Regions from separate parts of the Homo sapiens genome. Here region 2 is linked to region 1. A link is a contact called in ENCODE Hi-C or POLR2A ChIA-PET data. All regions are on one chromosome and are shown on one strand. Each heading gives the region's core, a stretch centred on a gene start or an enhancer-like site at or near the end of the contact. The rest is flanking DNA. Distances are from core to core; before and after follow the strand shown.

Evidence for each region. A loop is a pair of places that touch in the nucleus more often than their neighbours do. ChIA-PET counts read pairs that join two places held with the same protein, here RNA polymerase II (POLR2A). Pooled maps may share reads with other maps.
Region 2: a pooled map shows a loop between it and region 1 (4-fold over the local background). The contact joins two enhancer-like sites. A Hi-C loop is called at or near these places in 1 of 168 maps with a recorded cell type or tissue (OCI-LY7), 9 of 37 single-sample maps with no recorded cell type and 4 of 50 pooled maps. POLR2A ChIA-PET finds 5 or more read pairs at or near these places in 1 of 52 experiments (OCI-LY7).

What each region holds. Positions count from the first base shown.
Region 1 is chr18:8,909,749-8,913,886 of GRCh38, reverse strand. No RefSeq gene overlaps it. Among named protein-coding and RNA genes, the nearest start is that of NDUFV2, 190 kb to the left of the region's middle. Within about 2 kb of position 1,471, at least 6 of the 41 ENCODE cell types and tissues checked have a DNase peak (open chromatin) inside an H3K27ac peak, as active enhancers do.
Region 2 is chr18:9,052,765-9,057,018 of GRCh38, reverse strand. No RefSeq gene overlaps it. Among named protein-coding and RNA genes, the nearest start is that of NDUFV2, 48 kb to the left of the region's middle. RefSeq lists a silencer at 1,440-1,549. Within about 2 kb of position 1,543, at least 3 of the 41 ENCODE cell types and tissues checked have a DNase peak (open chromatin) inside an H3K27ac peak, as active enhancers do.

The DNA of each region.
Region 1 (4,138 bases), core at 222-2,721:
CAATAATTAGAACAGAACAGAACAGGATAGGGATTTTCACAGTGCTTTTCTATACAATGTCTGTAATCTATAGATAACATAACCGATTAGGTCAGGGGTCTATCTTTAACTACCAGGCCCAGGGTGTGGCGCCGGGCTATCTGCTTGTGGATTTCATTTCTGCCTTTTAGTCTTTACTTCTTCTTTCTTTGGAGGCAGAAATTGGGGATAAGACAATATGAGGGGTGGTCTCCTCCCTTATTCTGAGTAGCTGGGATTACAGGCATGCACCACCATGCCCAGCTAATTTTTGCATTTCTAGTAGAGACAGGGTTTCACTTAAAATTTTTAGTGTATAAATAGGAAGGCTGAGTGTGGTGGCTGATGCCTATAATCCTAGCATTTGGGGAGACCAAGGCTGGAGGATCTCTTGAAACCAAGAGTTCGAGACTACCCTAGGCAAAATAGCTGGAACTCATCTCAATAAAAAAATTTAGCTGGATGTAGTGGCTCACACCTGTAGTCCCAGCTACTAGGGAGGCTAAGGAAGGAAGATCACTTGAGCCCAGGAGTTCAAGGCTGCAATGAGCTACGATTGTGGCACTGCATTCTAGTCTGGGAAACAGAACGAGACCTTAACTCTTAAAAAATAAAAAAAAAGAATGGGGAAAGTTGAACTTCTAAAAATAACCCCATATGGATATACTTGTCAGATCTGCTAAGTATTTCTACTCATAAGGGCGTAACTATCCTTTTTCTCACTCATACATATATTTAAACACTAAATTAGTCAATGCTACTAGGCCTGCCTTTTATTTCCCAGAATAGTGTTTGTTTGGAGAAAATCTAGAGGTATCTGACTTTTACAATAAAATGCAAAAACAAAGCATTCTTAAGCCACTCAGTGTTTTAAAAAAGAATGAAACAACCAAACACAACTGTGGTCTTTGGCTAACTTTCTAGAGAGAAGAAAACAAGCCATCTGCCGGTAACAGGCGGCTCTGGGGATGGCTGATCACAGGGCCGAATGAAATATTCGTAGTAATTAGTGGCAGCACCAAAATAGAAACTTCAGCAGTGCTTTTCCTGTTGTTATGGTGACAGCCCCCCAACAGCCCACCTCCCCGCAAAGACCCTGGCTTGGTGCATTCTGTGGCCTTCCATCTGGTGCCCTCCCATTGAATGCAGAGAAACTAAACTGACTGCTCATTTGTCCCCTCGAGGTTGTGTGTGTGTGCCGGGCTGCCAGGAGGAGGAGGGCGTGGACTGGAAGATTCCACAGGGCTGGGCCAAGGCTGTCCCCTGTGCTCAGCCAGAGCGACAGGAGAGCAGCTGATAGCCCAGGCTGCCAGACAGGTGCTGTCAAGGGGCCGAAAACTCACTGATGTCAGGAGACGGCACCCGGGTAATGATGAATGAGGCCTGGCCTGTGACAAACAGGCTCTTAACCTGCCGGTGTGGCAGGAGGAAGTGCTCCCTAGGGCTTCAAGTTACCTGAACAGCCCACACATTTGTCCCCTCTTGTTGAGCAATTTCCGTAGGTCCTTCAGAAGTTGTTAGGTGTCAACATTCTTGTTGCTCTGCTAAAAATCTAAGAATTTGGCCAAAAAGTCTGGTTTGCTCCTGCTCAAAGATTGAAGAAATAGAAATTGGGCTGCTTATTTTCCTTAGTCTTATTCATTTTGGAGCTCAATGTTTAAAACATTGATTTGAGCATCAATATTACATGCTGTTGTCAATGCCGTCTCTCTGGAGTCCCCAGGGACTGCAAATTGAGGAAACTGTTTAGGACGTAGCTTCTCTGTCAAGGCACCAGGAAGTATGGAGGTGGCACAAAAAAGTGCTTTGGAAAAAACGTGAGCTGCACTTAGGAAAAGGGTTTGATTTGCCATGGCATAAGTCTAAGTTTTTGGATATTTTATTCCCTTAATAAATCTTTCTTATATTTTGCTACCCTGTGGTCTGGAGTATTTGTGTAATGGATAGAGTTGATATAATTTGTCTGCTGCCCAGTGAGGCGATCTCATGACATTTCTGGGTAAAGGCTGCTGACAGGAAACACACATTTTCTTCTTTTTTTTTTTTTCTAGAGACAAGGTCTCATCCTGTCACCTAGCCTGGAGTGCAGTCATACAATCACAGCCTACTGCAGCCTCAAACTGAAGGGCCTAAGTGATCCTCCTACCTCCGCCTCCTAAGTAGCTGGGATTTCAGGTGTACACCATCACACCTGGCTAATGCTTTATTTTAATTAATTTTTGTAGAGCTGGGGTCTGGCTATGTTGCCCAGGCTGGTCTCAAACTCCTGGCCTCAAACAATCCTCCCACCTTGGCCTCCAAAACTGCTGGGATTACAAGCATGAGCCATTGTGCCTGGCCTTAGGAATATAGGCTTTCAAGTCACACCAGTCCCTATTTATATAAACCACAGCCTCAGGGTTTGCAAAGTAGGTGGCTGTCAGTTTTTCTTTCCCAGAGCCTACCTGGGGGTTGATAATCTGCACATAGGCTGGACACAGTCCTGTGAAACAGAATCATTTTGGGTAGCAATTTACTGGATTATAGACTGTTAGAGCTGGATGCTCTCAGGGGTTATCAAGTCACATTTGTCAGAAAAGCAAATGGGTCAGTGAACTGCTGCTTACAGGCAGAGCAGGGCTTGGGGTCCTAGCACCTCCCTCCATCCCAAAGCCCTCTATAGTCTAATTTAATTAGAGATGTTTGCACATGTGTAGTGTATGTGTGGAGGGGTGGAGGGTAGGTGTGTCGGGTGGACTAAAAAGAAAATAGATGTGGCAAATTCTGGTCTAGTAGGAAAGATGAGACACAGGAATATGTCCCAGCTGGAGAGTATTCTAAGGCTGATGAGAAGCACATGTGGTGTCATGTGGCCCTCTCCTTGGTGGGTCCCCTGTATCATGCTGAAGAAAAATAGTAACAGCCATAGGTTCTTAGTTGGAACAGACTTCAATTACAAAAGACAGAGTAACAAGAAAAAAAACCCAAAAGTTTATTCACATGTTTGTTTCAGATACACTTGGAGTCACTCAGAAATTGAGTAGTTCTCAAAGAAGTGGCTTTGATTTCAGCTTATATAGCATCCTCAACAAAGAACACTAAATTCGTTTAAAAGTGAAAGCAAGTTTGTTAGAGAAGTAAAGAAACAGAAGAATGCCTCCTCAATAGAACAGCAGTATGAACTGCCTGACTGAATATACTTATGGTTTTTGTTTTTATTATATGCTAAATAAGGGGTGGGCAATTCATGGGTTTTCCAGGAAAGGAGTAGGGAATTCCCAGAGCTGAGCGTTCCTCCCCCTTTTAGACTATATAGGGCAACTTCTGAACATTGCCATGGCATCTGTAAACTATCATGGTGCTTTTAGCATGCTAATGTGTTATAGGTAGTGTATAATGAGCAGTGAGGATGACCAGAGGTCACTTTTGTCACCCTCTTCATTTTGGTGCAATTTGGCCTGCTTCTTTTCTGCATTCTGTTTTGTCAGCAGAATCTGTATGACCTGTATCTTGTGATACCAGTCCTGCCAACCTCCTATCTCATCCTGTGACTAAGAATGCTTAACCTCCTATGAATACGGTGCAACGAGTCTTAGCTTTATTTTAACCAGCTTCTACTCAAGATGGAGTTCCTCTGGTTTGAACACCTCTAACATACTTCCCCCCTCCCTTTTAAAAGGGGACTCTCAATCCTAAGGGTTGCAGAGGGATGAAGATCCATCTTCTGTAACTTCTTCAGGCTGAATGGGGCAATGATATTCCCGCCTAACTATTGGGGTCTCTTATATCCAGGGTAGAGAGGAGCTCAGTCAGAAAGTGTTGGTATGCTGAGGGCCATTCATAACTCTGAGTTCTGACAAAAGGTGATATCTGGAAGATCAATGTGTTCAATTTAAGAAAACATTGAGTAAGCTTATCTTGCATTTCTAAACAAAGAGTATAACAGCAATATAGTCCACAACAGTAAGCAAAATAAGTAAGATGATCCCAAGTGAACTAAATAAGAAGGCTTTCCATTAACTGGGTAGTTGTTGGAACCAAGCTGATATGAGGTTGCTAGCTGATTCCAATACACGGCCAGAATTAGAATACTGATCCAGATTTTTGTGTTACACATCTCCCTTATTTCTTTTCAGCAACA
Region 2 (4,254 bases), core at 294-2,793, 140 kb before region 1:
AAGCAGAGAACCTATCAGCTTCTGAAAATAATTCATAGATGGGGAGGAGTCCTCAGAACTCAGCTTGAGAAGCTATGGTGGCATCCAGCGAACTTACTTTGTAGATGAGGAAACCAAGACTCAGGGAGTCTAAGTGGCATAAGGGCAGCCTGCTAGTCAGTGGAGACCTACGACTAGAAACCAGGTCCTCCCTTCGCCCGCTCTCCTCTCTGGTACCCTATGAAAATGTTTACTTATTTATCTTCTTAATAAGAATAACAAATAACAAAAATTTCGTGCTTTTATTTTTAAAAACATATCAGTACTGCGCATATAGAAAAGTGATATTATCCAAATAAATGTCAAGTTCAGTTCACTTCCTTTCACTCAACTGCCATGACACTTCCATATTTCCCTTTTATTCCAAATATCTTAAGATCCCCTTCGGGGCTTTATATTCTATTTTCTGCCACCCTGATGAGCCTTAAAAAAACCTCATTTGGATAGCTGCTTCTCTGGATCTAGACAGGATTTGAGGGGATTATATTTCCTTTCCAGATTCTTCTCCTTTTCAAATTAATGTTTCCTCTTTAAAATATATACCCTCAACCTATTCAAAGTCTTTTCTTCAGGATGGCTGTTAATAAAACGTGTCTTGTAACAACAGTGTCTATGGCCTCCCTGCAGCCAACTCAGCTCACTGAGAGGCGGCCCTCTATAGTACACTCTGATAAACTTCTTTAGTTTCCTTCTATTGTAGTACCATATTTCCTTAAAAAAAAATCAGCCGGGCGCAGAGGCTCACGCCTGTAATCCCAGCACTTTGAGAGGCCGAGGCGGGCAGATGACCTGAGGTCAGGAGTTCGAGACCAGCCTGGCCAACATGGCAAAACCCTATCTCTACCAAAAATACGAAAATTAGCCGGGCGTGGTGGCGGGTGACTGTACACCCAGCTACTCAGGAGGCTGAGGCAGGAGAATTGCTTGATCCCAGGAAGGGGAGGTTGCAGTGAGCTGAGATTGTGCCACCGCACTCCAGTCTAGGTGACACAGCAAGACTCTGTTCTCACAAGAAAAAAAAAAAAAAAAAGAAAAGAAAAAGAAAGAACATTCCAGGAATGCTCCAATTGTGTTTTTGCTGTACTTTTTGTCTTGCTTGGTGTAGATGAAGCCCTGTAGTGGATACCTGGCAGGCTTTGCCATAGTGTTTCCTTGGTCTAAGGAAGTTCAGCCTTGCACTCAAGTTCTTCACCCCTGGGGCAATTGTGAAATTGACTTTAGTAATTAAAAGTTCTCTTTTATCTTTGTTTACTCTGAATGCTTTAGAATCATTAAATACAAATATTAGAACTGTCAGTGCTCTTTAAGATAATCTACTTAGCCCACCAGTACTTTCTCTTTCTGTCTACAATTGAAAGAAAAATGAGATTTTGGAGTCTCTGTGATTACTTTGCAGAAGAAAGCTATTATGAAGAAATAGTCTAAGGAACTAACTCATGCCAGGTAAGTCAGTGTTTCTGTTCATTTGGTGATGACTAATATTGGCATTCATCTGGCTGTTGTTAAGTGTAACGATTTAAAATTATTATATTGTGTAACCAAAAGATGGCAGTACTCCCTCTTCCTGTTTGGTTTTAGGACAAAATGGAAAGGTCATTTTGTTCTTACTACATTTTTCCCTTTACTCACCACAAAATGAAAATAATGAGTAAAAGTCACATAAGCAAATAAATAAAATATATTCCCAACCTCTTTAGTACAACCCTAATTACTTGATATAGCCATATCTATGCAAAAGAATGCAAGTCATTTTCTTTTCTTTTCTTCACTTGGTTTACTTTTCTAACAGTAGATGTTTGCTTCTATTTGGAACATTTAAAACGATGGCACCAGAAACCTCCATGATCCTTCTCAAAGGAGAGAGAACATGTCAGTTTCACTGAATGGTAGTTCATGTCCATACATGCCAAGAGAATATTGGACAAAAGCAAAATGCAGCAATAGTGATAGTTTATTTTCTGGTCATTACATTTCCCAAAATTATTACTCCACTCACCCTACCCCATCTTTTCTGAGGCATCTATATTGATTTATCCTTCAAATTCCAGCAATATTTTTATTTTATTTATTTATTTTCTTGTGAGATAGGCCACTAGACAAGTAATATTCTATCTAGAATATTACAGTTACACCTAGACCAAAGCTCTGTTTAAATAGAAAACCATACAATTTGGCATTGCAAATAAATAATTTGGCACCTGATGGCACTGAACTCCCTCAAAAATAATTATTCTAATTCATTCTCTTTCAGGTGGCTACATACAAAGCAAAGTTGTGGACATCTGTGTTGACACATTGTATGTTGTAGTCAGATGGGCTTGAATTCCTGCCTAGACCTTGCTAGGCACTGTGATTTGGAGCGAGATGTGCAACTTTGGGCAAGTTTCTGCCTAAGAAAAACGAGGATAAAATATCTAATTCTCAGGCTTGTTTTGAGAATAAGGTGAAAAGATATCTATACTGTGCCTAGCAAACAGTAGGCACTCAGTCAACCTAAGCCTACTTCTTTCCTATTAAGAAGACAAACATGTACATCCACTATTACTGTCAGCTGCTCAATAGAAGAAAATAAATAGGCTATATGTCTATAAATATTCTGTTCCTTTAGGAACAAATATTTAATTGGTTTACATGTTCCACATGGACTATTGTTGAAATCATTCATTCAGCAACTTCTATAGCAGTAACTAACATTTACTGTGTGCCAGGGCCTTTCTAAATGTCTTTACACATATTAACTCCTTTTCCTCGCAGCATCACCAAGAAAAGATGCTATCATCCCTATTTTACAGCAGGAGACTTGGAGTCACAGAGCCGTTAAGTCACTTGTCTGAGGTCACACAGCTAGATGAAAATCCTAGGATTCAAATCCAAGCAGACTGCCTCTGGAGTCTGGGTTCATAACCATTATGCCATTGCACATCTCTGAAACCACCTTTGCAAAAGTTATAATAGTGAGAATACTATGGCAGTGAAAGAGATCTGACTTAACCAACTCCATCTTGCCTGTAACCTCCATTCCTGGGTGTGGGCCAAGCTAACTTTGGGAGAAATCTATCCTTAAAGCAAGGATGATAATATCCCTCCCCAAATTAAACTGCCTTAGTAAAACTAATGAAAGGCCACAAGGTTAGGGTTATGAGAAGAATCTGAGTTCTGCAAAGATGTAGGTATAGTTAAAGAATAACCAGTCATTGTTCTGGTGGTCACAAGATTTGTAACTTCTCCAATTACTCCTATAAATAACCTCTACTATTGTAGAACCTAATATTGGCCTTTGGAGATATCTTTTCAGACTTTAGCTTTTCTGATGACCAAGATGACTCCATTTGGACTTATGACTCAATGGGTCCTGTGGCCCCCACCCAGAAGCAGACTCAGGGCATGAGGACCATTTTCCACATCCCTATGATTGCATCCCCAACCATCAGCAGCACCCATTCCCTAGCCCCCTGCCCACCAAACTATCTTGAAAAAACCCTAGCCTCTGAATGTTTGGAGAGGCTGATTTGAATAATAATAAAATTCTGCTCTCCTGTTTAGCTGGCCCTATGTATCTTGAACCCTTTCTCTATTGCAATTCCCTTGTCTTGATACATTGGTTTTATCTGGGCAGCAAGTGAGAAGAACCTGTTGGGCAGCTATAGCACCAGTTTCCCTGCTGAAAAAGAAGAGGAAAAGTACATTGAAAGGATGTTTTTTTCTCCTGATGTTTGGAGAATATGAGGGACCTTTACTGTTGAGATGTTAACTCAGCAGAGAAAAAGGGGGAGTGGACAAACAAGAATGTATCTAAAAATGGTGAGGGCAGCAAAGAATTATGTCAGAACTGTTGGGAATCCCAGTACTAGGAGATCTTCCATCCTGTGGCTGTGAGTTACCGTGGATATTTCTCTTTGTTCATTAAGACATTGTAGGGACATTTAGTATTCTTCAGAAGCCTCAGCTCTCCATTTTGCCATGGCAGTTATTAGTTCCATTAAAAGGTGAAGGCTTTCAGAGTGAATGAATTCTCCTTCCCTTACAGCCAGGGAATGAGCTTCTCAGGTATAAGATAATATGGCATTGTTCCATATTCCATTCCCAACCCTGAGCTAAAGCTAGTGAAGGTGGTAGACTTTCAAGGTCATTTAGACCCAAAACATTCACTGGGGCCCTAGTTTGCATAGTCACAGGTCATCGCTCTACCCCTTTTATTACTAACTTGTGGATATG